Regions from separate parts of the Homo sapiens genome. Here regions 2, 3 and 4 are each linked to region 1. A link is a loop called in an ENCODE intact Hi-C map of the cell type or tissue named here. Cell type or tissue: endothelial cell of umbilical vein. All regions are shown on one strand. Region 1 overlaps ABCC4 (ATP binding cassette subfamily C member 4 (PEL blood group)). Region 2 has its middle 41 kb from the start of LINC00557. Region 3 overlaps LOC101927284 (a long non-coding RNA gene). Region 4 holds the start of SOX21 (SRY-box transcription factor 21).

Region 1 (8,000 bases):
TCTTTATAAACTACCTGGCTTGCTTTAGCAACTATTGAAGAAAATGCAGAGATATGCTGTGTTCTCTAAGTGATATTTCTTTATTTCAGGTTTAACTGTAGCTACCGTTCTTTTTGGCATAGCAAGATCTCTATTGGTATTCTACGTCCTTGTTAACTCTTCACAAACTTTGCACAACAAAATGTTTGAGTCAATTCTGAAAGCTCCGGTATTATTCTTTGATAGAAATCCAATAGGTAAGTCTGACACCAAGTTTCTCAGTAAGTATGTCTTGTTAACAACACATTTAGGATCTGATTACATTTCCATCTTTGAAAATGGAAGGGATGCTGGGAAGAAAATCACTATGCATGTTGATTCATTTTCCACAAGAAACTTCACTGATATTTTTCTCCTACCAGAGAAAATCTAAATATGCGGGGGGAGGGGGGGGCATACAATCTTTTATTCCAATTTATATGTGTGTGGAAAAATAAATGAATGTTCACTTTGCAGAATGCTTTAGGAATCCATTTGCTGTGAGGCAAGTGAAGCATCCTGCATTCCCTGTAAACATGTTTAAATGTAGTTGAATAGTTGCTAAACATTGGCTGTGTTTACATAGTGTTAGGTTATGCCATTTTTCAGAGGGATCTTTGTAATCAGGAATGCTCTGACGTGAGACAGGCCGTGCATTTCTTTCTTTCATTGGGAAACCCGTTCATTTCTGGAAACACAGGGTTTTTGTACATACCCTGACTGTGAGGTTTCCCTGAAAGATAATATGTGGTTAATTAAAAGCCAAGATTGATAAAATGTAAACTCCCCTTCAAGAACAGTTTCTAACTCTGTGGTTTTGAAGTAGACTTTTGGTTCTATAATAGAGACTTTGTTGAACCTGCCATATAGATCTTCAGTAGCTTGTTTCCTAGGTATACCCAACTATACCCAGTATTTTCCAAGTGGTTGATGCCTCTGCACTATGCGCTTCTTATCTGTCCTGCTTCTGAGGCTAGCCTTCCTGACCTGGGTTCCTAGGGAGAATTAGTTGTGCCTATAAGTCCCCACCCTGCTCAGTTGAGTGGACTTGTGGGGAGGCCTGAGTGACATTGTGCAAATGATAACTGCCCTCATAGAAGCAGGGAGGTGGCCTGGAGAGAACACAGGCACAGCTTTGGCCTGGCCATTGACTAGCTTTTTGACCAAGGCCAGAGCACATAGGTGCTATTACACAGGCAAGTCTCCAAGCAGATGCTGTAGTTCAAAGTGTGAACTCAAGCTAACTACCTGGGTTCAATCCTGGTGCTGGTTACTAATTGTTATAGCTGATTATAGTTACATTCATATTCATGTCCTAGTTACTTAATTTTTCTGTGTCACAGTTTTCTTATCTGTAAAATAGGGATACTATTCATACCCACCAAATTGAAATCTTATGAGAATTAAGCATGTTAATACATTCCTAGCACATGAAACTGGGTGTAGCAACATGGTCAGTGCCTAACGAATGTTAGTGACAATGAAGCCATGTATCTGTGAACTGAATCACCTTCACTGTGGGGTGGAAATTACTCCTACCCTCTCTGTTTTACATGATTTTTGTGAAGATTAAAGAAGACTGTTCTGGAAAGCATCTTGTGTAGATTTATTTAACAAATACTTTTCAGTCCAAGCACTGTGCAACGTGCAAGGATTTGTAAACTGCAGAGACCACACAAATATCGGTCTGATTTCAGCTGTTATTAGAAAGTCATTGGAGGACCTCTGCGCTATTACAGCTGTAACGTTGCGCCACTTTGCCAGTTAATTTGAAACTACAGTCATAACATTTGGAGCATTAAGTGGGACTGCCTTTCTGTTATCACAGGCCTCGGAATGCTCATGACTACCATTAACCAGCCTCTCCATGTTTGAGACCTGTGGGCTTCTCCTCATGCTGATTTATTTATTATTCAGGGATTTGGGACCCAGTCTAAATCTTGGAGGTGACTAATCTTACAGCAGCACCTGAGTGTTTATCTTGCTTCCTCCTCCTATATCTATTAGCATGACTTTATTCCTTCAACAAAATAGAAGCCCAAATAAGTACCCCAAGAGAGGTCTACTTTGTCCAAAATGTTTAGAGGTCATGAATTATTTACTTTTTTTAGTGGTAGATGTTGAAAAAATGTAAAAATTAAAAGTTTTTTAATGGTAGAATTAAAATTTTCATTTAGATAAAATTTTTGCACTTTTTACAATGGTGAAGGATACACAAAATCTGTGAATTACGCCTCAGAATTCACATTACTGATTGTATGCACTTCAATAGTTATATATATATATATATATATATATATATATATATATATAAAATTTATTTAGAAATAAGGTCTCATTCTGTTGACTAGACTGGAGTGCAGTGATGTGATCACAGCTCACTGTAGCCTTGACCTCCTGGGCTCAAGCGATCCTCCTGCCTCAGCCTTCCAAGTAGTTGGGACCACAGGCCTGTGTCACCATGGCCAGCTAATTTTTAAAATTTATTTTATTCTATTTTGAAGAGATGGGATCTCACTATGTTACCCGGGCTGGTCTCGAACTCCTGTGCTCAAGGGATCTTCCTGCCTCAGTCTCCTCAAGTGCTGGGATTACAGGCATGAGCCACTGGACCCAGCCGGCTTTATAATATAAATAAAAATTCCCCTCTATGATAGTGAGGCAGGCATGCTCGATTTTTCAGTACTCTTAAACATACATGTTAAATATGTATAAGTATCTGGCATGATGTTGTGCCCCCTGAATTGCAGAGTGTTCTTTGAGTGGGGTAGAAAGACTGGGAAGCATGTCTGAATACTTAGTTATTAAAAGCAAGCTCTTAGAAGAGCCCCGGGGGAGTTTCCTATGAGCTCAGCATCCTGATATTCTCCCAGGTTTTAGAAAACTTAGGAAACGGGGAGGACCTCTGCTGGCATGTAGTTTCCAGTAAGCTCACCTTGGGATGGTGACTGGCACAGAAACTCCAGGTGATTCACACCGGGGGTCTGGCTAGACGTCCCTCATATCCCCATCTCCAGTGCCCTTGTGCTGGAATATTCTCAGTGACTCTGGTCTGCAGCATAGAAATGTCTTCTCCATTATTTTATGTCCACTCCCACCCCAGTGTGCCATCCCCCTCATCATGCTTCTGCCCAGATCCTCATCTGTGTGGTTAATGAATGGGCGACCCTTGCTGGTGACTCAGAGAACCAGACCTTCTGGAAGGGTCCCCCTGACTGCCCCACTGTGGTCCCAAGTTCACTTATTTGGATTTAGGGAGAAGGGGAAGGTAAACCTGGAAGGTCTGTGTTTCTTCTCAGCAGCGAAGTTTCTGTTTCTTTTTTTTTTTTTTTTTTGAGACGGAGTCTTGCTCTGTCACCCAGGCTGGAGTGCAGTGGCGTGATCTTGGCTCACTGCAAGCTCTGCCTCCTGGGTTCATGCCATTCTCTTGCCTCAGCCTCCAGAGTAGCTGGGACCACAGGCACCCACCACCACGCCCGGCTAATTTTTTGTACTTTTTTAGTAGAGACGGGTTTCACCGTGTTGGCCAGGATGGTCTCGATCTCCTGACCTCGTGATCTGCCCGCTTCCACCTCCCAAAGTGGTGGGGATTACAGGCGTGAGCCACCGCGCCCGGCCTGAAGTTTCTGTTTCTAGGAAGGCCACGCTTCTCCAACATGCCAGATATTAAGTTCCTCTCCATTTCGAACCCACCTATGGTTGCATGAAATTCATCTTTGTTTATATAATACAATACCTTTTTATCTACTGGCCTTTCGTTAACCTGATAAATCTTAAGCTAGCAGGATAAAATGTGAGCCAAACCAGTGTGCTGCCTTAGAATGACAAGAGCCAGTTCTCTCTCTCTTTCTCTTTTCTTTCTTTTCTTCCTTCCTTTCTTTTCTCCTTCCTTCCTTCCTTCCTTCCTCTTTCTTCCTTTCTTCCTGCTCTGTTGCCCAGTCGAGTGCAGTGGCATGATCTCAGCTCACTGCAAATGTCCACCTCTTGGGTTCAAGCAATTCTCATGTGTCTATCTCCTGAGTAGTTGGTATTACAGGTGTCTGCCACCACATCCGGCTAATTTTTTTTTTTTTTGTATTTTTAGTAGAGACAGGGTTTTACCTCCTATTGGTACTGAGATAGCAGTTTTCCCAAGAAGCCAAGTACTGACGAGCAATGTGGAGCTGGGTCTGAGGGGCAACCATGCTCTGTCTGCTGTTGGGAGCGGGCTGGGCCCCCAGCAAGAATGGACACACATTCATCCAAGGTGACCACCAGTGGACAAATGGTGACTGTTTGTGTGTGTGTGTGTGTGTGTGTGTGTGTGTGTGTGTGTGTGGTAGAGTCTCACTCTGTCGCCCAGGCTGGAGTGCAGTGGCGTGATCTCAGCTCACAGCAACCTCCGGCTCCCAGGTTCAAGTGATTCTCCTGCCTCAGCCTCCCGAGTAGCTGGGATTACAGTGTCCACCATCACACCTGGCTAATTTTTGTATTTTTAGTAGAGATGGGGTTTCATGATGTTGGTCAAGCTGATCTCGAACTCTTGACCTCAGGTGATCCACCCATCTTGGCCTCCTAAAGTGCTGGGATTACAGGCGTGAGCTACCGCGCCCTGCCAAGAGCCGGTTTTCCTTTCTCGTCTTTTTATCCTCCTCTCACCCATTGCTAGTTTTTATTCTTTCCTCTTTTGATGTAGGTTGGTGATGGGATCACGTGTGTCTGTTAAGAAGCCTTACATTTTCAGCTGCCCTCGGACACCTCCTTCATATTTTGATTATGACCTGAGTTGAATAGGGCATTTGCAGATATTTTCTGGTACTGTTCGCTGCATCTACCTCTTCCTAGTCAGTTTTTGTGTGTGTCTTAGCCCTGTTTCCGTTCTGTTCCAATCATAATAAATGGGTAACACAAATCCTAGGTCAAGAGTAAGTCTTCAGAAATTAAGAGATGATTTTTATTTTAAATGTAAATCCTGTTTTCCTGGCATGGGCAGAATTAATTTTGCTTTTGATATCCAGCACAAGAGGGCAGCATGATCTGCAGTATTTCAGTGATATAATGTAAGAGCACCTCATTGCAAAACCTGGTTTTTAATTTAAAGCTTTCTTGGAAATTCTATTTTTATAGCTTGGGTCTTTGTATCTTGATATGTGTTAATATGAAATTTAAAAAGTAATATTGTGGCGTATTATGTTTGAAACATGAAAGTCTTTGTGGAAGATATTTTTCTGATGTTGTCCTGGAATACCTAGCATTTCAAACAGGGTTTTTTTGGATTTCCTAATTACACCTTCTTGACTAGTAACTGGAATAGGCAGACGCTGACATCTTGAGTGGTTGGATGCATTTTAATTCCTGAAGCATACATTATGATTTGCTTGTATGATGTTTCTGTTTTCTTTGTAAGCATGAGTTTGCAGAGAAAGATAGTTACACAGTTAGTTTCTTTAGTTTTCTTCCACGCCAACAGAGTTAGCAGAGACATTTTATTCTTATCAGGTCTCTACAATTTCACTCTTTGTTTTGGAGAAAAGATGAGCGGTTTGTTGTCCTGTTTTCTCATGCCTAATTATGGTGACATAACATTTAGCTAAGTACACTGACTCTAATGGGTGCCAGATAAATGTTTACTTGCTTTCAATTTGTTAATTTGGCTTTAAGAACCCAAGAGCTGGTGTTGGTAGAAGTGTTTGTTTACTCTCTCAGGGAAGTAAAAGTTAATATTGGGTTACAGCCAGTGTGTTTTACACAACTGGTTTTTCTCCAGTGTGTGCGTGGGGAGTATGTGTGTGTATGTATATTTATGTTCATCGATGCCTTCAACAGTGTAACAAAAAAACCAGATTCATATCATTCTTTTTTCTTTATAGATTAAGGTAAATGAGAGCTAAAACACTAGATAAAAGAAAAAAGAAACATATTGACTTCTTCCCATGTTTCTTTTTTTTAATCCAGTGGAAGATGCTTGTGGTCACTGAGGTATGGAATGCGAATGCTAGTACTAGATTTTAAGATAGACATATTCTCCTATGTTCCCTAATCAAAAATCGAGGGTTGCCCCAGTGATTAAGATTCTCAGCTTTTAGCCAGGCGTGGTTGTAGTCCCAGCAGCTCGGGAGGCTGAGTCAGGAGGATTACTTGAGTCTGGGAGGTCAAGACTGCAGTGAGCTGTGATTGCATCACTGCACTCCAACCTGTCTCCAAAAAAAAAAAAAGAATGATTCCTTCCCAGCTTGACTGAATGGGAAGTTAGGATGTGCATCCTACAGGAATTGAGGGGAGGAGGGTGGTAGTGGTTTGAACTATTGTTCTGTTTCTGAAACCTGGAAAGGGACTCTGGAATCCACTACAAGTTGCTAAATAATTTGTGGAGAACTGAAAGCAACCTCCATGATGAGCTTTTTATATGATCAGAAAGACTGTCTTGCGATACTCTATAAAATCTGATGTCCATATCCCACTTCCTTGCCAGAAAAAAAGAGTCATCAATAAAGAAGAAACATAATTGTAGGGATACCTATTTATCTGTTTATTCAGTTCAAATGACCACTGGAGTTGGTGCTAAATGTGCATTTTTAACAAGTATAATATTTCAGCACTGTCAAAATTACCTCTACAATAATAGGCTTGTTAAATTATAGCTCTATAAGCTAGGGGGTAAGATGGCTCTGCCCAGCACACATTAATCTATGCCTGTTCACACAAGTGATTCTGCTGAGCAGGTAGCATGTTTAAACAAGAAATACTGGTCCTAAAACCTCTGATTTATGGTAGGTGTTGTTTTGACACAGCACCATTCAGACAATTTACAAGGCAAAGCTTCGTGCTAAAATATTTCCTCAGTGTCATCATTCGTCACCAGTATAAATATTCAGTAGTGATGCTGGAAAATTGGTAATATGCCCATTGATGCCAAATCACTCGCTATGTTTCCTTTCAAGTGAGATCTGTTGTGGATATGGTTAAAAGAAACTATGATTTTTCTTCCTTGAGAGCAGATGAGCTGTAAGAAATTGAGAATAACAACCGTCCTGACAGCTTTCATGTACTCAATCTTGCCTATATTGCTTTTAATTCTGGCTTAAGTCCTGCGGGCTTTCCCTCCCACCCCCTTGCCTGATGCGTATTGTAAAGAACACATTTATATGTACATTAGTTAGTTTAAGAGGCTTTTTGTGTTCAAAGGAAGAAGTTAGTCATCACCAGAAAAGCTTTGTTGCAAAACAAAAACACACATTTCCCCTTTCATTTTTTCTTGTTAATAATAACAAATGCAAGTGACTATAAAGGGAATAACACAAAAGATTGCATCAATCATAATGATTCTCAATAGCCACATAAATATTGTTTTTTCAGCTTTGAATGAAACAGCTAAGAGTTTGAAGTAGGTGTGGTAATTAAATCCTGTCGGGTTATCACAAATTAAAAATAATGTTTTTTTCACATAACAATGGTTATATGTACTTAAACTCTTATCAGGGGTGATACGAAGTCATATTTTATGGGAGTTGCTCCTTTACTGCTAATAGTATCATAAAAGCCTTTGTTAGGAGTTTAAATAGTTACGTAGTTACATATATTTGATTGCTATTGTTATTTTGTCAGTAATCTGTATGTAAGCGATTACTGTAGCACTTGTCTACAGCTGGTAAATATTGCATCATTTTGGCATAATTTTTAATCTACTAGAATGTTCTGATTCATGGTTTTTCTCCATAATAAATCATACATGGAGATACTGACAACTTAGTAACAGAGAAAGCACTGTGTTTGTCCAATAAAATGTTAAAAAGATAAAAAACTAGGGAAGAATGTGCTTTGTTCAAAGTGATAATCATGTAATATTTCAGGAAATTATAAGATGACATTTTACTTAACTGTGTTAAATTGTTTTCCTATAGTGTATATAATGTGATACCTGCATGTATTTGTATATGCCTGTATCTCTCTCTCTCTGTCTCTCTCGATATATGTAAGTTCTCCACTTCAGTCTAATGTCCGTG
Region 2 (8,000 bases), 160 kb after region 1:
TAATTGCCTGGCAGGCTCAAATTGAATTTAGAATTCTTGGACTCTAAGTTTTGTGCTGAACTATGGAGGCATGGGGAGAACTGTCCATGCCCACAGCCCCCACGTGGAAGGGCCTCATGTATGCAAGTAAAGACATCCGGAAGACACAAGCAATTCTGCCACTCTTCCCTAGCCTCACTAATGAGCCCTCTCAGGCCCAGAGCTACTCACACTGGGCGTGTTGCCTGGTGCTGTCACCCTTTTGAGGATGGACTCAGGCAACAGGCCCACACAGGTTCTTGAAGTGGGCTGAGGCCTTTGTGCAGGCCATTCTGGGATCCTTGCTACACTACAGAGCCTAGATCATTGCTTCTTTAATGTGCATATAACCCACCTGGAAATCTTACCAAAATGCTGTAAATCTGGGTCAGGGCATTTCCAGCAAACTCCGGGTGATACTGATGCTGCTTGTTCGTGGACCTCACTTTTGGCAGCAAGTGCCTAGAAGGAATGGTCTCTAGCTGGATATATTCTCCAGGCGCTCAGATACTTCACCCCATGGGGACCAAAAGGTTCGGGGAGAGCTAGAAGGGCGTCCTCTACCCTGTGGGTCCCAGGGCAGAGGCCTCTTGCCACTCCTTTGCTCACATCCCCATTGCATCAATGCACTCTGTTCCCACACTGCTGTGCCCTGGTCCTCCCCATCACTTTGCCACCGCCAAGCTTTGATCTCCCACTCACTCTCCCCAAGTCAAGTTTCTCTTGGCTCCTTTCTCCGCCTTCTCCCCCCTCCTTCCCCCGCTTTTCTCTTACGCCAGAAATCAAATGTACAATAGCATTTCAAAAATATTAAAAGTGAATGCTGATGAAACCATGTTTGTGTTTTCTTGGACCGTCAGCAAGCAGTAACAATACTTGCAGACACAGCCTCTCCAGGGCCTTGCTGTTGTTTGTGGACAAAATCATATCTGCTCACCCATGGCTCAAAATCAGGATTTCCAAACACAAATATTTGCTGGATTTGAGCGGACTGGGTTTTGCTCCCATATTTTTATTTTGACAAGGCTATTATGAAAGCTGCTATTTCATTATCTGAAGGAATCAAACCAGCTGCTAAAAATAAACCCTACAAGTTTTTATTACCAGCGGGAAACGCCTCTCCCCTCCCTGCCTGTTTCTGTGATGAAGCTTAATCCTTCAACTTGTGTTCAAGTATTTGCACTGCTTTTGAGTTCTTTTCTTCTTTCCAAGGCTGTTTTTCACTATTGGCCTGAGTTATTTGAACAGGTGGCTTTGCACAACCTATGCTAATGTGAGGCTTTTGTCTGCTTTCAGATTGCACAGGGAGCCATTTAAGGGACAAATGTGTCTTTCTTGCTAAACTGTTCACACCTGTCTTGATAACCACCCTTTGCTGAACTAAAATACCATGCCAGAGAGGTCTTCCACTCCAAGGGGGCGCATGCTCCGCAAGGAAAAGATACCACACATGTCTTTTTTTTCTTGGGCATATGACGAGCAGCCCCAAGGGGATTGTTCTGTGGCATGCGGCCCAGTGCCCCCTGGTTCCGTGGGAAGCGAGTGGTCATTGAAGCTCCCCGCTGGGAAGGTCAGGGGCTGGGTGCAGGTGGACGCGCGAGGCTTCCGGGGGGACTTCGCCGGGCCACAGTCACCGGGCTGAGCCCGGTTCCCCGATCCTCTGCCCCGGGCCGCTTTCCGCGGGAGCGTCGGGCCCCGGGCCGGGCGGGAGGCCGAGTGTACGGCCTCTGCCACAGAGCTGGGCCTGGCGGGGGATCACAGGAGGGCGCCCCCAGATGCTCGGCGCGCACGCGCTCCCTGGCCACGGATCACAGGCGCCCGCCCTCTGCCGCCGGCCCGGGAGCTCGCCTGCCCCCTGGAAAGCGATCACAGGCCGGGGCCCGGGGGCAAGGAGGGGTGCGGGCGCCACCCGTGGGGAGAGGGCTCGCTGGCTGGCTCGTTCCCACTGGGAGGAAGGGGGCGAGGAGAGTGCAGCTGGGGCCAAGGCGCTTCGGAGGGGCCGTGTGGACACAGCTAGCCATGGCCACGTGGTAGCCACCGGGTCTAAAGTCCTGACCAGGGACGTGCCTGGGTGGGATTTTCTAGAATTTTTTTTTCTTTTTCTTTTTTTTTTTTTTTTTTTTTTTTTTTTTTTTTTTTTTTTTTTTGCATCTGCACCCTGTTAGTTCACCGATCGCAAGAAAAGAAAATGAAGCGCGCAGGGAATAGGTGGCAAGGCAGGCCTGGATAGAGTTTAAAGGGATCCAGTCCTCCCACAAAAGTGGGCCTGATGCTGCCTGGTTCCCTCCTGGCCGCCACTCCCCACTCGTGCGGTTCGTGGGCTCCTGAGCGCCTTCCCTCGTGTTAGCCGCAGGCACCCAGGGCAGCCCTGTGTGTGTACATGTGTGTGTGTGCACACATAAAATCACAGGTAACCTTCTGGGACTCTGGGCGCTGCAAGGAAGGTGGACTGATCACTCATTTACCTACTATGATGGTCCATCCCTTATCTCTACAGGAGGCCAAGGGAGATTGGCAGTTGGTTCCCATCTAGTGGACAAAAGCCGCAAAGAACTGTGGAGACGGAAGCATCCCCTCGATAAATATGCTCACCAGGCATCACCTGTAGACTAAACCAAATGGAATGTCTAGAAAACATGTAGTGTTGTTTTTCAAATTCACATAGGAAATGGGATTCATAGACTACAATTTCACTTTAAAATATTAACGAATTCAGGGCGGCTCTCCTCCAGGGGCATTTGCCCTATTAATAAAGCCCAGTGGTACAGGCATCCTGGTACTAGTGGAGGGAACTGTGTCTGCCTTTCCAACATCCATCCACCCCTTGCTCTCCCAACCAGTGGCTGCAACTTGTCTTGAATGGGCTGAGGCCAGTGGTTCACAAACCTGGCTGCACATTAGAATCAGCTGGGAACTTCAAGAAATTCTCTCACGTGCAGCCACTCCTGTATCTATTGACTTGGGATCTCTGGAATAAGGGGTGATTCTGATCAGAGTTGAGAACTACTGACCCAAACCATCAGAGGAATCTCATCCCCTTGCTCAGAGAGGAGCAGTAGGGGCCCAAGCCAGACAGCACATGGGAAGGAAGGGAATGGCAGGGAGGGCATATTGGAAAGGAGGAAGAACACGGCAAAAACCTAGAAACAGGCAATGCACTGTTAAGGAACAGAGGGTCCATGATGGAAGGCGGCAGATGAGGCTAGAAGACAGAATTAAGAATTTTTGTTAAGAATTCTAACTGGCACAACACACAACTTTATCTTTAACAGTGGGGGAAATCAAGCAAAAGGTTTAACTTTTAAACCTAAAATTGACATGATCAGACTTGGTTTTTAGAAAGGTAATGTTGGCATGTATGGAGAATGGATCTAAATGGGGAGAGATGGGGGCCAGACACTAGTTAAGAGATGGAGGCAATGGGCATGGGGACAAAATTCTGTAGGACTAGGGAGTTACAGACTTTCCAAAACCAGGACTGCCATGTCAGTTGGACAAATATGGTCTTGGTGTAGAATTATTATTTTAGCCTTTCATAGTGGCTGATGACAAATTCTAAGGAGGAGAGACAAAAAAAGGGGAGAAAATGGCCGGGCACCAGTGGCTGCTATCTGTAATCCCAGCACTTTGGGAGGCCGAGGCGGGTGGATCACCTGAGGTTGGGAGTTCGAGACCAGCCTGACCAACACGGAGAAACCCCATCTCTACTAAAAATACAAAATTAGCTGGGCGTGGTGGCGCATGCCTGCAATCCCAGCTACTCGGGATTATTAAGGCATGTGTTATATAAAATGAAATTCACCAACTTTCAATGTTCAGGCTAGAGTGCAATGGCACGATCTCGGCTCACTGCAACCTCTGCATCCCGGGTTCAAGTGATTCTTCTGCCTCAGCCTCTTGAGTAGCTGGGACTACAGGCGTGCGCCACCACGCCCGGCTAACTTTTGTCTTTTTAGTAGAGACGGGGTTTTGCCAGGTTGGCTAGGCTGATCTCGAACTTCTGACCTCAGGTAATTCACCCTCCTCAGCCTCCCAAAGTACTGGGATTAAAGGCGTGAGCCACCGTGACTGGCCAGGGATTTATTTTTGATACATTATATTTGCACATATTTATGGAGTACATGTAAAATTTCATCACATGCATAGAATGTGTAATGATCAAATCAGGAATTTGTATTTAGGGTATTTGTCACCCCAGTTATTTGCCATTTCTATGTGTTGGGCATATTTCAAGTCCTTTTTTCTAGCTTTTTTAAAAGTATAATACATTGTTGTTAACTATAGTACTCTTCCATGATTAGAACTTAGTTTTCTATCTGTTTGTACCCAATAGCTGACTTCTCTTCATCCGTCTCTTCCACTCACACGCCTTTCCTAGTCCCCGGTGTCTGTCGCTTCACTCTTTACCTCCAGGTGATCAATTTTTTTAGCTCCCACATATGAGTGGGAACATGTGATAGCTGTGCCTGGCCTTGTAGATTCTTTTTTAGTGAAAGGTCTGTTCAAACCTTTTGCTTAATTTGTGAGTTGTATGTTTATTATTGATAATTTATATGCTTTTAATACACATTATAGTGGAAAATTAATAACAGATTTGATTTGATTTGATTGAGAATGAACTATATCAAAGATAAAATAATCTTTTGGTTTATGCTTTTTATTAGGAAACACAAACATATTGAATAGGTATTTAGTGAACTCTATCTTACATCTCTATCATGTATTAATGTCTGGAACAATGGGACTGAGTCAGAACTTCATATCAGCTGCAACATCAAGTCTATTCATTTTGTTTTTGTTGGCGCACAGAGGGTGTTGTAGCAAAGGGAAGGAGAACACAAATGGCGTGTTTTGCAATATTTGGGTACCCTTGCAATGGGGTGCTCCAAAAATCATTAATTATTTCATCTTGGATAGCTCACCTTCCAGTTTTTCAGGATCTGGGGCTGAAATTATTCTTCTTCATTCTGAACTGTTCAACTTTGTGCTTGTTCAGAGCCACAAAGTTGGCTTTTGATTTTAAACTGCCATCTTTCAGAAAGCTCCATGTGGAAAGTTGAGTAGAATACATGTTTTAACATATAATGAATATTGAATACTACTACAAATATGTGCTGAAATGACAGGCTGGTAGTTATCTAATAGACAGCATACCACCATGAACTGACAAATGTTGCTGGCATATCCACAGGCACCATGCAGTCACGCATCAGGTGACCGCCTGGCTTCCCCAGGTGTACACTACCATTTTTAAAAGGGACCTAATTATATTTTAATAGTATTCTCTGTATTAATATATTTAATATTGATCTGTATTACATATGTAATTTAAAAATACATTTTAGAAGAAGATACAGTCGCCCCTCAGTATCCAATGGAGGGATTGGTTTTAGGACCCCTCGTAGATAGCAAAATATATGGATGCTCAAGTCCCTGATATAAAATGATATAGTATTTGCATATAATCTATACAGTCCTCTCATACTTTAAATCATCTCTAGATTACTTACAAGACCCAATATAATACAATGTAAATGTTATGTAAATAGTTGTTATACTGAATTTTTTGAATTTTATTATTTTTATTGTATTTGTTATTTTATAGTATCATTATACTGTATTTTTATTAAATTGTATAGTATTGTTATTGTTGTATTATTTTTATTGTATTTTAAAATATTTTCTATCCAAGGTGGGTTGAAACTGGATGTGGAATGCGTGGATACAAAGGGCCCCACTGTATATCCTTGCATACAAATTAAGAAAAAATAGCTACCTATGAAGGTGACAGTCTGAGAATCCTTTTGTCAGGCAGATTCACATTCTTTAGGAACATTAAAAAACCCACTATTCACAAAGTTGGAAAATCTGCAGACAAGATGAATGTAAGGGTATTTCAATTTTTAAATTTGATTTTTAATTTAATTTAGGGTTTTGTTTGTTTGTTTGAGACAGGGTCTCACTCTGTTGCCCAGGATGGAGTGCAGTGGCACAATCATGGCCCGCTGCAGCCTCAGCCTCCTGGGCTCAAGCAATCCTCTCACCTCAGCCTCCCAAGTAGCTGGGACCAGAGGCATGAACCACTACACCTGGCTAATTTTTTAGTTTTTTGTAGAGATGTGATTCCACTATATTGCCCATGCTGATATTGAACTCCTGGCTTCAAGCAATCCTTCATCCTTGGCCTCTCAAAGTGCTAGGATTACAGGTGTGAGCCACTGTGCCTGGCCAGTATTTTAATGTTATAATTCAATTTTACTACAATGTAAAACCCATGCACATAATTTTTGTTAGGGGAGAGATTGGGAGAAAGAAATATAGAAGTAGAAATAAAGCCAGAGCAAACAGAGAGACAAACACAAAATGATGCTGCTTCATGATATTCATTCTCTCTCTCAACACACCCACTCCTTCCTCTCTCTCTCTCTCTGTTAGACAGAATTTAAGATGTTCTCACATTCCTGGCTCTGATATGCACATACCTTTCATAGTTATTCAATCATACGCTAACTAGGTGTTGCTGTAAAAATATTTTACAGATGTAATTAAGGTTCCAAATCAGTTGGCCTTAAGATGGGGAGATGCTTGTATGCTCGATCTCTGGGTCTAGAAGTGAGAAACCTGGAAGCCAGAGAAACGTGAAGTATGAGACAGGCTGAATGTGAGGAAAATGGCAGGAGCCATGCGGCCTTTGATGTGGGTGGCCTCTAGGAGTTGAGAGCAGCCTCACTGACAGCCAACAAGGAAAGAGGGGCCTTGGTCTGCAAACAGCAAGAAACTGGATTCTGCCAACCACCTGAAAGAACTTGGAAACAGACTCTTTCCTAGAGCCTCCTGTGATCTTCTTCTCAAAACATAGAACCCCAGTCCAACCAGAGAGTATCAGACAAACCAACACTGAGGAATGTTCTACAAAATACCTGACCAGTGTTTCTCAAAACCCTCAAAGTCAGCAAAAACAAGGACAACCTGAGAATCTATTGCAGTTAGGGAAAGATGATGGCTAAATTTAATAGGTTAAACTGGATGGATCCTGGAACAGAAAAGGGGAATTAGCAACAAACTACTGACATCCAAATAAACAATAGAGTTCAGTTAATAGTGTGCAAACATTGGTCCCTTGGTTATAATAAATGTACGGTAGTAAGGTAAGATGTTAACAATGGAGGGAACTGGGTCTATGCAACTTTCTGTAAATCTAAAACTATTCTAAAATAAAAGATTTATTTAAAAAACTGGTCATGAAAATGAGTGTTTATTGTGTAATGCTTGAGGCTGTAAGAAATTATAGCTACCATGAAAAAAAAAATCAGGCAATGGCCAATTAAATTTTAACATCAATTAGATATAAAGACTTTTCATTGTTGTCTCATTAAACACTCCACCTTTTAGAAAAACACAATGCACTGGTTGCTTTTTATTTTACAGAAATTAAATTTATCAGTGTAAGTATTTACCAACTTCTAACAATATGCATTACCCAATTTCTGGACTTCATCACTGTTTCTTGCCTCATTTCTTTATCCTGGATTTGGCTTTCTTCCTGTAAAGTACTTATGTTACTTTATTGAGGACATAGGGTAGTGTTAAGGACTGAAGGTTTGTGTCCTCCAAGGTTCATATGTTGAAGACTTAACCCCCAGTATGATGGTATGAGGAAGTAGGGACTTTGGGAGGGTTAGATGAGGTCATCAGGATGGGGTTGTCATCACAGTGGGATTAGTGCCCTTATAAAAAAAAATACCAGAATGCCCTCTCCCTCTCCCTCTCCACCTCCCTCTCCACCTCCACCTCCCTCTCCACCTTCACCTCCACCTCCACCCCCACCCCCACCCCCGCCTCTAGGAGAGGACACATCCAGAAGATGTCTGTTTACAAGCCAGGAAAAGGACCCACACCAGGAATCAAATCAGCCAGCACCTTGATCTTAGACTTCTCAGCTTCCAGAACTCTGACTGACTTATTCCCAGTTTCAAGCAGTT
Region 3 (8,000 bases), 300 kb after region 1:
GAACCCTTATAAACCACCAAAGAAATTTTCCTATCCACTTGGAAAGGTCTGTGGAGGTACTTAGAAACAAGTGGCCTTAACCTCAGACGGGTTGATGTATGGGCACCAGAATCAATCACTGAGCCACCATTTAAATCACTTCAAAAACTATTTAAATACCACCAGCCACTGCTAATCCTTCCTCTTTTAAATAATTATCCACATAGGGTGTTTTGGGTTCCCCCAACCCCCGATTCCCTTTACCATCTCAAGATTTCTGGATGTGAAAGCAGTTCTCATACAGTTAGCCTCTGGTAATGAAACACAACTAACTCCATGCTGAACACTGAAAACAAACCCACGGCTCCTCACATGTTTTTGTGACAATCAAAGAAAATATTTGAGTCTGAAATTCATTATCATAACCTAACTCCAATACCCACAATAACATGTTTTGTTGTAAAACATACTTAAGCTGATTTTCTTCAGACATTTTCTGCCTTAACCCTTTAAAAACCATACATATTCTGTAAATGGGTTCCCAGGCTTCAGCTAGGTAGTTGAGAAATGTCAAGATAGCAGAGGTTAATTCTGCTAGAGTATTTCACTTAGAGTATTTCTAAGTGACTTAAAAAGATGCAGATGGCATGAAACCAAAAGAGCCACATTTAGATAAATTCTTTGTATAGCATTTTTTTTATGACGTGTAAATGGTATAGCAATGACATCTGAAGTCTGTGCAGATTGGAAGAGGGAACTACTTTTTGTATTTTCTCCATGCCAGAAAAAACTATTTCTCAAGGTCAGGAAGCTTCAGAGTAACAAAACCAATGTGATTTTTAGCTGTGTTGCTGATTTTCTTTGGAATTTACAGTCCACAGAATGTGTGGGAAATGACCTGAGACACTTGAACTCAAAGCTTCAGAGGCACAGGTGTGCATTCTTTTCTTTCCAGGGATCAGGAAATATTTTGGAGACAAAAAGTACAATATGGTAGGACTGAATTTGACTCTTTCCAAACGATGTGTGCATTTGTGTGCATACATGATGGGCTGGGTTTTTATTAACAGTTACAAGTTAGCAAATGGATAACAAGAAATATCTTCCTGGTATTTTGTTTGTTTTTTAACCATTTCCTCTTATAACAAGGATTTGTTAGATAGAAATCAGTTTCTACTAAAAGTCATTATAAGACCCTTGCTTCTTTTTTTTTCTTCTTTTTTTCCGTTACAAAAGCAACACTCTTAGAAACACCGAGGGGAAAGAAGCCAGTGAAATTAAAATAAACTGAAAGAATGTACTAAGACTCTACTAAGGAAATAAATTCTGCCTATAGATTTTAGAAACAATAATGAAAACAAATCAACAAACATCCCTAACATCAAGCCACCATCTGTGTCCACTTGCTTTGGGTTCTGACACACAGAACACACGGGAAAGAGAACAGGACATGCCTGAGCAGCTAGGACCACAACCCTTGCTGCAGTGACACCTGTACGTACAAACCTTAGCCCCCTCGGGTGAACAAAGATGCCGGTTGCCTCCTCTAACAGTCATTGTTATAAACTAGGATCGTAATCCCAGGTCGCCATGTCAAGCTAGTCTTATGTCAAGAAACACAGCAGAGCAGCAGAGTTGGGAGGCTCTAGGCATCTAGTCTCTCGGGGAGAAGCAGAAGATGAGCTCGCCCTGGTGAGCCAGTATCAGCAGACGGTATCTGATGCTTGCCTCTCATTTGGTCCTGTCGTGAGCCTTGGACAGATGGGGCTTGCGGAGCAGCCATCCCGCCTAAAATGAACAGGGGTCCATTCCCAGGTAGCTTGGCAGGGAGCTCAGCAGCTGTACAGGGAACCAGCACAGATGCACGAGAACACAGGTGAGGGAAGGAGAGCTCGCACTTAGACTGCTAGACAGTGTCTCTCTCCTCCCCATTCTCATCTTGCCACCAGCCTTCTCAGCAGCCTTCTTGGAATGGCTAGGTTTTCTTTCTGTGACACTGTTAGTACCTGTAACTTTTGCTAATGTGAAAATGTCGGAATAAAGAGGATGCTAATTTGGAAGAGCAGGTGAAGAAAATGAACGTGTATCAAGGAGAATCCAGGGGACGTGATTGCTAACAACTCATTTCAGAGATGCTCCCAAAATATAGAATGTTTCCTGTACGTTTATTCTTAAATTATCCCACCTTCAGGGAAAAATGCAAGGTTGAGGCAGGATGTGAAATTTATCTCAAATATGACAGCTCTGAAGCTGTCTTATGAATAATGCTTTGTTGGCACAAATAAAATATTTTCACATTGAATATAAAGGGCAGAGTCTGTTTCCACTTCTGCCCCAGGTCCCTGAGGTCTTCCTGTTTCATGTTATGCATTTATACGGAGTGTGCTGACTGGCTAATTTTGTGGTGCCACGTATAAAATAAGAAGCATATGTATTATTTCCAACCTATAAACTCTTGCATTCAAATATCATAAAAATCACTGATTTGGAGGAGGACATACATATTAATAGTGCTTAGTTTTCTGATTTTTCATGCCATCCAACTAAGAATTCAGATCAGAGGTCTCGATCGTTGAAGTGATTTACACGTCGCAGTTGGCAGATAGCTCCCCCTAATTAAACCTTTAAAACTAATTATTGAATTAAAAGATGAATTATTTTGAAAACACACAAAATTGTGAGCCATGTTATATAAATTATAAAATTATAATCAGAGCCCAGTGTCTTTATCCTTCAGTGGTATTCTGTATAATCATCAAAATGCTACTTAGGTGAGGGCTATCACTTTTCACAATGCAACTCCTCTCTGCCCGCCGTTGAACGTGATGGTGCAACAGCATTCACTGAACACAAACTTTCACAAGATTCCCCACAAGCTCCAAGAGGGACACAGGATTCATCCAGCTCAGCACCTTTCGATACGTTACGTGACTTTGCAGATAACCCTGGTTTCTCTCTGGTTGCCGCTGATGCCAGACAAACATAAATTGTTTTTGAAGTAGTTTTCAATTATACAGGAAGTTTAGTTTTTATTCCTAGTGGCTGGAGAGTTCCTGATGCTGATTCATCACTGAATAAATGTAGGCAGGCTTGCTGCAAAAAAAAGAAAATGAAACAAAACAGAGGGACATGTTTCCTGTCTCTCTCTCTCTCTCTCTCTCACTATCTGTCGGTCTCTGTCTCTTCCTCTTCCTTCCTCCTTTCTCTGTTCCCCCTCCCTGTCTGGATGCATTATGTCTGCTCTATAAAAAACAAAACAGGCCCACCTATTTTGTGAAACAGCAGACGAAAGGAACAAAGAGGAAAAAACAGGAGGACTAGAGAAGTTTAGACAAAAATGTTTAGTGTCAGAGACTAAGGAAGTATAAAGACAGGATTCCAGTAGCCGTTTTTACATCCACGTTATAGCGACAGCATGAATGGACCACAGAATACAAACACTTAACTGGTCCAGAAATTCAAACCCATATTTTCTGACTTCCACTGCACAGTACTTGTGACAGTGGCTATTCAAGCCAACATCACAGGTGTTTTCTCGTGTCTTAAAAACAAAAGAGGCTCTGTGCTACGGAACTTTGTATAACATGTCATTAAATGTCAGTGACGCAGAACCACTGAAATTACGCTCGGCTCCTTAAAAATGGAAGGCTTTTCGGGTGTGACTTCACCAATCCTTGCCTTCACATTTAACCCAGATATGCGATGCTGGTTTGAACTTGAGGTTTTCCATGTGGCTTTTTCGTTGCCAGTTTCTGGAATGCTCTGCCGTCCCTTTAACACACTGGCTTGTGCGTGTGTATGCTATAAATGTGTTTATGTGTTTAGCTGGAATTCGGTGGCTCTTCTTGATATTTTTGCAGCCATCTCATTTTAATGCTCCTGCAGAAACTTTGTGAATTCATTACAAAGTAATGGCCCAGAATGACTACATTGCTAAACCGCACTCTTGTCTGAATGAAAATTCGGTGTCCCTCTGTGGCTTCGACGCCTGCTGGAACGGCATAATAACAGTACAAGCTGCATCTGTGGTAGGTTTCTGTGCAGGTTTTCAAGACCCTCTGGTCATTATTTTACCAATGGGGAAACTGAGGTGTCAAAAGCCATGCCAGGAACCATATCCAAACATCATCCTGATTTGTTCTGTTTGTTTAATGTATCTTCTTTAGTAACCAGGAAATTTCAGGACTTCCTGACGTTGTGACTAATGGGCTCGTTTGGCAAGCTGGGGCACAATTCAATTTTTGAAGTGAGATGATAGGCATCAGATGAGGTGGCTCACACAGCATTGAACTTAAAATTTAGGGGCTGAATTCATAATAAGCTTGGTGCCATCTATTTTGGACTATGCCTTGCATACAGCTTTATGGGAACATTTGTCAGGCAAAAGTATAATAATGGCAAACTCTACGCCTTTTATTTTAAATTAGATTGGTGTGATTTGATGCTGACGGGAGTGAGAGTAATGGCCTTATCCTGCTGCAGGCTGTGCTGAGGATGGCCTGGTCTGCCACCCTCCTCGAGTAGCATTTTGCATGTGTAACAGGGTCTCCCCTCTGGGGCACAACAACAAAGAGAAGTTGCTAAGGACAAGAAGCAGGTGCGGAAATGCATCTCCCATTGGAACAGCCCTGGGCTTACTCCAATGGCTGAGAGAGGTGCTATGGCCAGTCCTCCCAGAGCTCTGCAGCTGCACTTGGGGGTGGACAGTCTCGTGCTTGTCCTGCGTGATAACGGCCGTGAAAGCCAGCCAACTGCTGCCCAGCAACGCAGAGCTGCAGAAGGCCTGAAAACATCCAGCCTCACCAACATTTCCGCAAAGTGCTTACATAACCCCTTCCTGCCAGCGGCTTCCTCAGGACACAGCAGCAGGCTCCCTCTTCCCTGGATCACCCAGCCAAGAGAACACACGTGCCTCTGCTCGCAGGCCAGCGTTTCATCCACCAGCCCATATCCCACGAATCTATCCAAAGGCTGCAGAACACAGAAAAGTGACTACAGAGAATTGGTCCAACTTGACCCATTTTCATGCAGTCAAAAAAGTTGAGAAGGGTTCTTTGGGTTTATCTAAGCGAGCACCCTTACTTTTAGAAAGGAAAAACTGGGGCCTGTTAACTGCCAGGGTCAGAAGTCACAATACTTGTTTGTGGAAGAAGCGCATCTGGCATCCACATCTCCTGACCTTGTCATGTGTTTATTGCATGCTGGATTTCCTGATGAAAGCTTAGGACATTAACTCAAAGCATATTTCTTTTCCACTATATGTGGAATCTCTAGAGAACCAATCTCCTACCTCTTAGTCCCTAACGCCTAGCAGAGGACCAATTACACTCTATTGTTTATTCAGTAACAATTTATTGGGCCGGACGCAGTGGCTCATGCCTGTAATCCCAGCATTTTGGGAGGCCAAGGTGGGTGGATCACCTGAGGTCAGGAGTTCAAGACCAGCCTGACCAACATGGTGAAACTCAGTCTCTACTAAAAATACAAAACTTAGCCGGGCATGGTGGTGGGCGCCTGTAATCCCAGCTACTCGGGAGGCTGAGGCAGAAGAATCACTTGAACCCAGGAGGCAGAGGTTGCAGCGAGCCGAGATAGTGCCATTACACTCCAGCGTGGGCAACATGAGTGAAACTTCATAAAAAAAAAAAAAAGAAAGAAAGAAACAATTTATTGAACCTACCCTAAAGGCTGGACACAGTGCTATATGCCATATACGCCAAGGCAGGCAGGGTCACCAGGCAGGCATGGCCTCTGCTCTCCCTGAGCCCACACACTGCAATAGCCAGGGTATAAGTAATTTTTGAATGAATGGCTGCACTTTAGTTTTTTAGCTGCCTATAGTATTGGCAAACTACTATATGTTGGTATTGGCTGACCTATTGACAAAATCAAAATAAAATAAGGTTTGAAGTGGAAAACATTTAAATCCACTGGCTTAAGTAGAATCTGTTCTTAGTTCTGTTTAGAAATTGATGTTGATGAGCCATCGAGCTAAATGACACAACAAAAGATGATTGTAACTGGCTTTCAAATGTTTACTATTGCGATAGATTTTTTTTTTTTAGAATCATGCTGTTTTTCAGTGAGTATGGCATCCCTCTCTAGTGAGAGTGGCTAGGATGGCAGGCAATGGTAACAGAGAGGCTTACTGACAGCTGGGTAAAAGCAACGAATGTGGGATTAAGAAGAAGAATAATGAATGTGGGGGGAATGGGGAATCGCATGGCCTTAGCTGCATTTGCTAAAGGTTCTGGACTTTGTTTGGTAGTTCCTTTCAAATAATGGCTGTACACAGAGCAAATGAGGTACCTCAATGGATTGTTAGGGACGGGCAAAGTCCCCTCGTCTTCCATCGTACAGCCTGTCTCCCTTCTCCACCAAGAGCGGGAACTGGTTTGGCAGGAGACCAGTTTGATGATTGGCTGTGGTTGGAAACGGAGAACAGGGATTGGGCTGTATCTGCATGTTTGTGTGATATTACAATGGTGTATACTGGCTTTGCACTCAGTATATTTTATAAGGAGATGTGTGATCTCTATCAGATGGGGGTGGGAAAATAAAACAGGAAAAGCAGAACCATCCTCAAATCCTATAAACTAGCCAGGAACAGAGCCCACTGTGCTAATTGCATGAGCAAGTTCCAAAGGCTTCCAGAAAATTCATTTCTACCTTTTCTAAGAATCTGTTTCAAGACTACTCTTTATTTTCCTGATGGACTTAAAATGGATATGTAGATTAGGCCCAGAAAAAAGCACTAAGGAGAACTTTGTCCTACAGAGCTTTCCTACTGGTACTCCAGGTGCCCGGTCCCCCTACAGGGTCTTTTCCAATTCCAGCTTCCTATTCTTCCTCCTGCCTGGTGGCAGCTGACTGGGCTGAGACATTGATTGTGTTAATGTGTAAGGTAGTAATAGCAGAATGCTGACAAGTAAATGTACTACCTCTTTCTTCTGGCCAGCACACATACACCTTGAGAAGATTCTCTGGAGCCAACGTACTCACTAGAAGAAACTATTCCAATGGGGGTGATTTCTAGTACGGTGGCTGGATAACCTTCTACAGCTTCAATCACACCCCAAAGAGAGCTGCAAACTCTTCAATGCACAAGGACAACCCTGTATGCAGCAAATTTGTCACTTCAGTGATGGTTGATAACGTGCGTGTGTGTGTGTTGGAAGGATATAACTGATAAAGCTTCAATTGAACAAATCCTGCTTGTTCATAAAAAAGAATGAGATCATGTCTTTTGCAGAAACATGGATGGAGCTGGAAGTCATATCCTTAGCAAATCAATGCAGGAGCAGAAAACCAAATACCGCATATTCTCACTTATAAGTGGGAGCTAAATGATGAGAATTCATGGACACAAAGAGGGGAACAACAGATGCTGGGGCCTACTTGGGGGTGAAGGGTGAGAGGAGGGAGAGGATCAGAAAAAATAACTAGTGGGTACTAGGCTTAATACCTGGGTGATGAAATAATCTGTACAACAAACCCGTGTGACACAAGTTTACCCAAATAACATACCTGCACATGTACCCCGAACCTAAAATACAAGTTAAAAAACACCCTGCTTGTGAAGTGATCATCTTCTCCAAGGCTTTGATGGGATTGCCACTGCTTTTGGAGCCAGGGAAAGAACCTTCTGGGTCTTCCACCATATACATATACAATGTTCTAATCACTGTCTACATTTTGGTCCTGCTATGGACAAGGTGGTTGGAAGAGAAGACCCTCAGCCATAAGTGGCTATTTCCTCCAGAAAAACAGGGCAGAAGGAGCACCAAACCCTGTTTACTGGGACTTGCTTCCTTACCTAACCTGTTTCTCCACTTAACTACCAGAGTCAGGGCCCTTTGGGGGCTTTGAGCATGGGATGAGGCCAGACGACACACTGACCTGTAGAGTTGGGGAGTATGTGGTCAGGAAAGTAGCCACCCCTCCTCTCTGTCCACATAGAGCACCAGAGCCCACTTCTTACTAATCAAATAGACTGCCTTCCATGACATCAAATGCCTTGT
Region 4 (8,000 bases), 440 kb after region 1:
GTCACCTCTCATTACCCCATTGGCTTGCTGCTTTATCATCCCTATGGTTCTAGAAAAATGTGACAATGAGCCACCTAGGTGAAAATCCAATGAGAGAGAGGAGGATGAAATGATGGGGGACAATGATTCTGTTCACATTGGGACCCAAGAATTCTCCCCTCCCTTGTGGAAGAGAAAGCAAGCAAGCCAGCCTGTCGTGTTGCCAAGGTATTTTTTATTCCCCAACAATCTCATTGCTGCCTCCTAGTGAAAGTTTTAGAATTGAAAAGAGACTATTTTCTGGGGAGAATTGAAGGGGGAAAAGAGGAAACTCAATTTACACAGGCCCACAACTTTTTCTGAGGGAGTGTCACTCAGTTTCCGACTAGATACATTTGCGATCACATATATCACTGTGGCCGCAAGGGAAATACAGACCCACACGAATTCTACCGATCAAATCTATACTGTTCTTTAGGTGTTTACAATCAAGAGTTGACAAAATAAAGCTCATCAAACTTACAATTCTCTTTCAATTTATTTTCCTTCACTATTCACTCACACAGACTATTCCATTTCCTATATGCTGGGATTTTTTTAATCTTTAGGACAAAACTGAGCAAGAATAAAAATATACCTCTATCAATTCAAACACAAGATATGAGGAAATTAAAAGCAAATTTACATTTTGGTACATATGAATGAAAATGGCTTGAAAATTTACTTTGTTAAAAGCTCAACCAGATTCAGGCAAGAGGTGTGAAGGCTGGTTAATAACAGCAATGCCACATTGCCTTTCTTTAATGAATGGCCGATTATGAGGGCTCTTTCTTTGGTTGTGAAGGGTTAGGCCAAGAATATTGATCCCCTAGAAGCCAAGAACTAAAACCAAATCTTTCCTATTTTGAAATGTGGGAAGTTTCATTTGGTGAATAGACAAGCACACAAATAGTCATTTTCTTCTTATGACACCTTTGTTTCCCACAGTTCAACATTCTTGGACTTGAGAGTGTTCAAATTTGGCTCATTTAATATCACTAGACAGACAATATTGTAAATGTATACTGGAAAAAACTATAGCCAAGGAACCTTACATATATTATTCCTATAAGACATTGCACATGTAAGCATACATTTCAATCATATATACAAACATTTCTAATGTAATAATTTATTGCAGTAGATTTTTACACTTAAATTTGAATAGTATAAAATCACTTAACTCACTAATATAAAACACATTTTCACAATCCTTCTCCCTTTTTATGTGTCAAAATAATTTTCACGATTAAATTTAACTTTATTCACAATATTTAGTGAATAACAGATTTCATGTTTTGTGGCCTATATATACATATGTTCTTTATGTTCCAGTGTATAGTATTTTTGTCTCAAACCTATAAGTCAGTAGGTGAAAAGCTCAGGGACGATAATTTTGTAGTTTATCATCACAAAACAGTATATTTAATATTCCAGTCTATGTAATTACACATGCTAGTGTTTTCCCATTGCTCCAGCCAGAGTCTGTGAATGACAAGAGTGTCTTTACAGAGCCTGTAAAGGAATATGGTTCTGGAGAAATCAGTCCAATTATTTTAACAATGCAAGGGCATAACCGATACAAAATAAGCTTGTCAATACGACATCTTCAGAAAAACAAAAACCCACATAGATGCCACTGCTGTTCACAGTTTTGTTATCACGACTGTAATTTTTAAGTCACTATTCTTTTATTAAAATGAACAAAACAAGCCTAACTTTTACATAAATCTGATGGCCTGAAACAGTTTTAATTCACGTTCATAATTACAATCAAAGCTTTTGTGTGTGTGTGTGTGTGTGTGTGTGTGTGTGTGTGAATGAACTGAACATAAATCGTAGGAAGACTTAAAGAGTTAACCGTTTGTAGATGTTCCTACTTGCACATACCACAGGGCTAGGTCAAATCCAAACTGCCAAAGAAAGAAGGCAAGCAAGTTCTCCCTGAAGGGCAGGCCACCATGTGAATAAAACCTCCAGACAGATCATGTTCTAAATGTGCCGCAGCATACCAAAAAGTGAGGAAAATACGGAAACAGAATCATGCTGTTTGACTTCTGCATCGTGTTAACTATTTTTTTTAAAAAACTGCTCTAACTACTAAAGAAGGAAATTATGCTTAGCATAAAAATATTCCAGCACTGAGTGATTGGTACGTTTTACTTCTCTCTTCCAGGGAAACTACTTACACTTATTGATTTTAAACACCTTCACCTCAGCAGCGCATGTAAGTGAGACACTGTAAGTTAACTGTACCTTAAAGAGATCAGTATATAGATGGTTCTGGCGACCAAGATTACAACAAAAGACAAACAACACAGAATTTTTAAAGAGCTGAATAGTCAGTCAAGGATGCATACTCTCAGTCTGGGCTAGCTCTTTTTTGGAAAGGTTGCCAAGAATGTCCTTATTCCCTCCAGAGTTATTTTTCACTCCACTACCTCTGACTAGGTGCATCGCCAGTGCAAGAAAATGCGAGAAGCCTCTGTTTCTGTTGCAAGCAACACCTGGACCTCCAAGGAAAATGAGCACTTTCTTGCTAGGAACAGTCTCAAACATTTTCAAGGGTGAGTCTCCCCTTCTCCAGGTTTAACCCTCTTCCTCCGTAGCTGGAGAGGCTCTCCTACTCGTGCCCGCCGCCTTCTTCCTCCCGGCGAGGATTCCAGGGCCACAACCAGGGCAGCTGCACGCCAGGCCGGCCTGGGTAGCCGGGATGACACCAGGGTTTGCCAACGCCAAACAGGGCGCAGACTCCCCGGCGCGCTCCGGACTCTCCACTCGCCTAAACCTGCTCTCAAGTGAAAAGGAGTGGGAGGAGGAGGATTGGGAGGGGGCGGGGGGCGGAGGGGATCTGTTAATTCGAGGTCCTGGGGGTGTGGGAGCGGGAGGCGGCTCCGCTGATCCCTCCTCCCTCCCCGAGTCCTGGGCTCCACCTCCTCCGCAGGCCCCCAGATATACACACACAGCCGCGGCTGGACATGCACACCCAGTGCCGGCTCCGGGCGCGCACACATGCAGGTAGCCACACTCACCTGAGCCGGTGCAGAGGGCGGCCTGGGCTGGGAAGGGGCCCCCTGCGCCGCGGGAGTGGGGAGAGCGGGAGGTGCCACAGCGCGGACCTGCGAACTGAGGTGATGGCCCGTTTTCCTTAACTCTCCTGCAGCACCTCCGCCCCTGCGCCGGCTCGGCTCTGGCCACAGCAGCGAGGACAGAGGGGCCCCGGGCGCGGCGGACTCGCGGGCGCACGCTCCCAGGAGCGCGCCGAGAGGGGCGCCGCGGCGCAGGAAACTTGGGCGAAGTTAGTTGCAAGTGCCAGGCGGCTGCCGAGAAGAGCGAGGCGGGGACGCGGCCGGTGCCAGGCCTGCGGCGCCGCGTGGAGGCTGCGCTGCCCTCCGCGGCCGGCGAGCTCCGGGAGCCCTAAGTCGGCAGGCGCGCCTGAAGGGGCTCGGAGCGAACAGAGCCGGCATGGCCCAGGGGACGGCCGGACGCGGCTCCTCGGCGAGCCGGGAGAACTTCCTCTGAGGCCGGGCGACCAACGCTTGCTCAAGCCTCATCCACCCTCCTTCCTCGCCCCACCCGTCAGTCCAGCAGCGGGAGAGGAAGACTCGAGAGGCAGGTGCTGCGGGGGACAGCTCCCCCCTCCAAAAAAAAAAAATCACCCAGCCGATTGGGGGTTTCCCATCGGCGCACCCTGCCCGGAGCCAAGAAGACAGGCTGGTGCTGCTGTATTTGTATTTATATCCATTGCTGCGCTCTGCGTTCTCGTGGCACGCCTGGACACTCCTCCGCCTCCCCCTCCTCTTCCTCCTCCAGGGCCACCTCCCCGCCTTCCCCACCCCCATCTGCTTCTGTCAAATGAGAAAGTCACCGAGGAGAACCCAAACACTCCAGCCGCTGAGAGCCCCCTTTGGCACTTGGCAGCACGCGGCGGCGGGCTCCTCGGCTCAACTTCGAGGAGTCTCCGCGACGCAACTTTTGGGGACGCTTTGCATTTAAGAGAGAACGACCGAGGAGGAGGAGCGCTCTGCCCGGCCGCCGCTACCTGCGGGGAGCTCACCAGCAAACGCCACTGCAGACGAAGGACCCAAAGAACGTAAAGGGCAAACTGCCGCCGCGGGGAGGGGGCACCGCCGAGAAGTTAGAGTGTCCCAGAGACAACCTGCTCGAGCGCTCGGCCGGAGACACTAAGGCGGCCCGGGGCGCGGCGTGGCCCTGGGCTGGTCCCCCAGCCCCCTCCTCCGGGGCGGGAGCGACGCCGGGGCGCGACGAGCCCCGGCCGGCCGAGCGGGTCTCCGCGGGCAGCCAACATTGATTTCCTCCGGGCCGAGGGCGAGGGCCCGGGAGGCGGCGGGCTGCAGCCGCGGCAGGGCGAGAGCATGTCCAAGCCGGTGGACCACGTCAAGCGGCCCATGAACGCCTTCATGGTGTGGTCGCGGGCTCAGCGGCGCAAGATGGCCCAGGAGAACCCCAAGATGCACAACTCGGAGATCAGCAAGCGCTTGGGCGCCGAGTGGAAACTGCTCACAGAGTCGGAGAAGCGGCCGTTCATCGACGAGGCCAAGCGTCTACGCGCCATGCACATGAAGGAGCACCCCGACTACAAGTACCGGCCGCGGCGCAAGCCCAAGACGCTGCTCAAGAAGGACAAGTTCGCCTTCCCGGTGCCCTACGGCCTGGGCGGCGTGGCGGACGCCGAGCACCCTGCGCTCAAGGCGGGCGCCGGGCTGCACGCGGGGGCGGGCGGCGGCCTGGTGCCTGAGTCGCTGCTCGCCAATCCCGAGAAGGCGGCCGCGGCCGCCGCCGCTGCCGCCGCACGCGTCTTCTTCCCGCAGTCGGCCGCTGCCGCCGCCGCTGCCGCCGCCGCCGCCGCCGCGGGCAGCCCCTACTCGCTGCTCGACCTGGGCTCCAAAATGGCAGAGATCTCGTCGTCCTCGTCCGGCCTCCCGTACGCGTCGTCGCTGGGCTACCCGACCGCGGGCGCGGGCGCCTTCCACGGCGCGGCGGCGGCGGCTGCAGCGGCGGCCGCCGCCGCCGGGGGGCACACGCACTCGCACCCCAGCCCGGGCAACCCGGGCTACATGATCCCGTGCAACTGCAGCGCGTGGCCCAGCCCCGGGCTGCAGCCGCCGCTCGCCTACATCCTGCTGCCGGGCATGGGCAAGCCCCAGCTGGACCCCTACCCCGCGGCCTACGCTGCCGCGCTATGACCCCGCGGGGCCGCCTCGCGAGGACCGGTGTGCACACGTGTACATATGTATAGGTACGAGCGCTGCGGCCTCCCCGTGCGCCCTCCCGCGACCGGGGGCCCGGTTTGTATGTACATAGAATGTATAGGTGCCAGGTAGAGGCAGAGAGGCCAGGCGGGGCAGGAGTGGCCAAGCGCGCAAGGGCGCGGGCGAGCAGGCCTGTGAATTCGCAGGATCATTTCAGACCCGCACTTCGGCAGCCAACTCGAAAGCAGGCGGTTGTGTGCGGCAGCAGTTGGCGTTTGCTTTGCACTTCGGAACCTGTTGCGTTTTGACCCACGGAGGTGGAGGAGTAACTTTTTGACATGTTGGCCTTTCCAGTTTTGTTGGAAGTTTCATGGTCGGTTTTGTTTTTGTTTCTCATTCTTCTTCCTCGCCCCTCAGCCCCCCAACCCCCAACCCCCTCCCGGTCCGTGTTGCATGCACGCTGTTCAAATGTGAGGTCTGAAATGGCTGGCACACGGGAAAAGCTGCTTGTGTCATTCGTTTCTGGGAGTGGGATGGCTCTGAGCAGCCTCGCCTCCCTGTTTGTACTATTTGAACTTTGCAGATCTCTGTTCTCTCAAGCAGAACTCCCAACCAGATCCATTCTTGACCAGTGACCGGCTCGAATCTGGCCTTTTGTGTGAGATGATCACGGTTTCTTTTGTTTATCACGCCATTTGCAAATCAGAGCAAGAGCTCTTTCTCAAGGGCAAGAAACGCAAACAAGAAATATTTGTGAGATGAAAGTTGTCAATTGGATTTTCTTCCTAAACAAACAACAACAACAAACTACTAGAAGTCTCCCTGAGTCCACTCGCTTGGATTTCTGACACAGTTTACAAAAAAGGAAAAAGGCACTGCTCCTATTTTCCCTTATGGCTGAGTTCACCTTAAGATTGTAAATGTGTATATGTCAGTGAAAACATTGAGGCTTGGAAAATGTGTTATTTTCGTTGCCCTAAGTTTGAGTCGACTTTAGACTCAAAAACATTTTGAGCGAATATCAAAGTTAACTTTTAAAAATTGCGAAACTATTTCAGAATCGCAATTTTATCGAAGATTAAATCAGACTTTTTTGTCTGGTAATTATATATTTATTATTTAGCAAAACTGAAGAAAAAAAGCACAGAATTGTTTCAACAGATGTCTCTCATTTTCAGCTAGCATTTCTCTCCCAAGTTGAGCTGGTTTAATGTGTTTTGGATTTCCCTCCTCAATTGGCTTATTTTTTAGATCACCTGCAATTCATTTGCAAATTGCAATAAAACACATTTTAGAAAAAAGGAACCTTCAATTATTAGCTTTGTTTCTTTTTAAATGTATATATTTTGACTAATGTTTGTGAATGAAGTTGGCTAACATGTATTTAGTTTCATTTTGGCTTTATGTAATATAAAGTTTTTAAAATTTTAAATATGGTTTTAACCTTTATGTGTAAATGATTTTCTAGTGTGACCTTCTAATTTAATATTAGACGTCTAAGGTATATCTGTAAATTAGAATCCGACTATCACTCTGTTCATTTTTTTTGAACAAAGAGTTTAAATAAAGCCTGAACCAGGGAAAAGAAAAATCTTCTATTTCTTGTTGAGTTCCTAACAAGATTTTTATCTGAATTGCCCTTACGTGCCTGGTCCAGGTGAAGTGTAAGGTATCCTCCAAAGGCACCCTTTGTTTCACTTTTGAATAGATTTACTAGGAAATCTAAATCAAGCCATTGTTATTCAGAGCCAAAAACCTGATTTATCACATTTTTAATCGTGAATAGGAAAGAAGATTTTTAAAAAGCCCAAGTCGTTGTATTAGCTTTAACAACAACAAAAAAAAGGCATTCATGAACCAGTAGAACAGAGCCCATTGAAAACATCCAGACCTTTCAAAGCATTTCACCAGTTTCTAGTAACATTTTAAGAGGGGAAAGTTGCTTGACCACTTTATCTTGTTAGTTGAAGAGCCCCACCACTTAAATCAGTGTAATTTGTTCTCCTATCTTTGGGGTATTCCTTGTTGACACCTTAAGGTTTTATTTGGAAGGATAATCACTACTAACGACAAAGTACAAATTTTGGCCTCTTTAGGACTTAATTTTGTTATGCTAATCGCATTAAAGTAGAAGTATAACATTCAAATGGAGAGGGTTGGATTTCTAGGGCTAGACAAATTGCTACTAAAGTTTGAAAAATCATAAAGGATTTTAATTTTAGACAAGAAATAGAAGACTGTCAGAAAAAAAAAAATAGGAAGATCTCGCCCCCCCGCAACCAAAATGGAAATTCTCAAGATACTATATACAAGTCTTAAACCAGTTTCCCCATTGAGACCATCTCTGGAGCTGCACGTCTTTATAAACGACCCAAGTCTTTAAAGTCATTGTTTTCCCCCAACGGAATAATATTTTAAAAACCATGAAAAGTTTTGGAAATGTGAGAAATAGGCTCTGCTGGTTTGACCCTGATTCACTAATTAAAATGATCCCTCTCCTGTTATTCCCTGAGCTCTTTGCAATATTATAAGTTAATTCATATGGTTCTGAGCGATTATGCAAAACTAATTTGGACTGTCCAGGGGTAATTATCCCTGACACGGTTAATTAAATCCTTTCAAGGCTTCGTCTTTCCCTTTTGTAGCAGCCCATCCCTTCTCAACACGGAACTTCCTGCGGCTCGCTGGAAATCACCCCAGCCCTAAATCTTAGTTACCACCCTGAGCCTTCCAGCTCGGCCGCCTCCTCGGCCTGAAGACTCCCCGCCT

What was found. Hi-C counts contacts between places; a loop is a spot of excess contacts. Peaks named below come from ENCODE experiments on the same cell type or tissue, not always from the same donor. Only the 100,000 strongest peaks of a DNase experiment are listed, where the experiment ranks them.
Region 2: it touches region 1 in a loop (5-fold over the local background); 5 of 110 quality-filtered maps call a loop at or near these places.
Region 3: a loop joins it to region 1, with 6 times the contacts of the local background. A loop is called at or near these places in 2 of 110 quality-filtered maps.
Region 4: a loop joins it to region 1, with 8 times the contacts of the local background. A loop is called at or near these places in 7 of 110 quality-filtered maps.

Annotation. Positions count from the first base shown.
Region 1 is chr13:95,153,425-95,161,424 of GRCh38, reverse strand. ABCC4 (ATP binding cassette subfamily C member 4 (PEL blood group)) reads left to right here. Exons shown (of 31, transcript NM_005845.5): 19 at 90-236. Among named protein-coding and RNA genes, the nearest start is that of SNORD13G, 53 kb to the left of the region's middle. In endothelial cell of umbilical vein, a CTCF peak has its summit at 4,984 (motif pointing right); DNase peaks (open chromatin) are centred at 5,034 and 7,154; H3K27ac peaks cover 1,988 bases.
Region 2 is chr13:94,996,875-95,004,874 of GRCh38, reverse strand. No RefSeq gene overlaps it. Among named protein-coding and RNA genes, the nearest start is that of LINC00557, 41 kb to the right of the region's middle. RefSeq lists an enhancer at 7,866-8,000. In endothelial cell of umbilical vein, no CTCF peak of the experiment used is centred here; a DNase peak (open chromatin) is centred at 4,794; H3K4me3 peaks cover 452 bases; H3K27me3 peaks cover 738 bases.
Region 3 is chr13:94,856,197-94,864,196 of GRCh38, reverse strand. All of the region lies in intron 2 of LOC101927284 (a long non-coding RNA gene), which reads right to left. Among named protein-coding and RNA genes, the nearest start is that of LINC00557, 100 kb to the left of the region's middle. In endothelial cell of umbilical vein, no CTCF peak of the experiment used is centred here; DNase peaks (open chromatin) are centred at 3,066 and 4,756; H3K4me3 peaks cover 207 bases; H3K27ac peaks cover 2,787 bases; H3K27me3 peaks cover 210 bases.
Region 4 is chr13:94,708,444-94,716,443 of GRCh38, reverse strand. It overlaps SOX21 (SRY-box transcription factor 21), which reads left to right and starts at 3,899. Exons shown (of 1, transcript NM_007084.4): 1 at 3,899-6,822. The coding sequence starts at 4,395. The coding sequence ends at 5,225. LINC00391 (long intergenic non-protein coding RNA 391) reads left to right here and starts at 7,943. Exons shown (of 3, transcript NR_170286.1): 1 at 7,943-8,000. It overlaps SOX21-AS1 (SOX21 antisense RNA 1), which reads right to left and starts at 3,728. Exons shown (of 2, transcript NR_046514.1): 1 at 3,051-3,728; 2 at 499-2,806. LOC112268114 (a long non-coding RNA gene) reads left to right here and starts at 3,001. Exons shown (of 2, transcript NR_158368.1): 1 at 3,001-3,036; 2 at 3,182-3,724. RefSeq lists an enhancer at 2,674-3,175. In endothelial cell of umbilical vein, a CTCF peak has its summit at 5,041 (motif pointing right); DNase peaks (open chromatin) are centred at 3,473 and 4,513; H3K4me3 peaks cover 977 bases; H3K27me3 peaks cover 4,938 bases.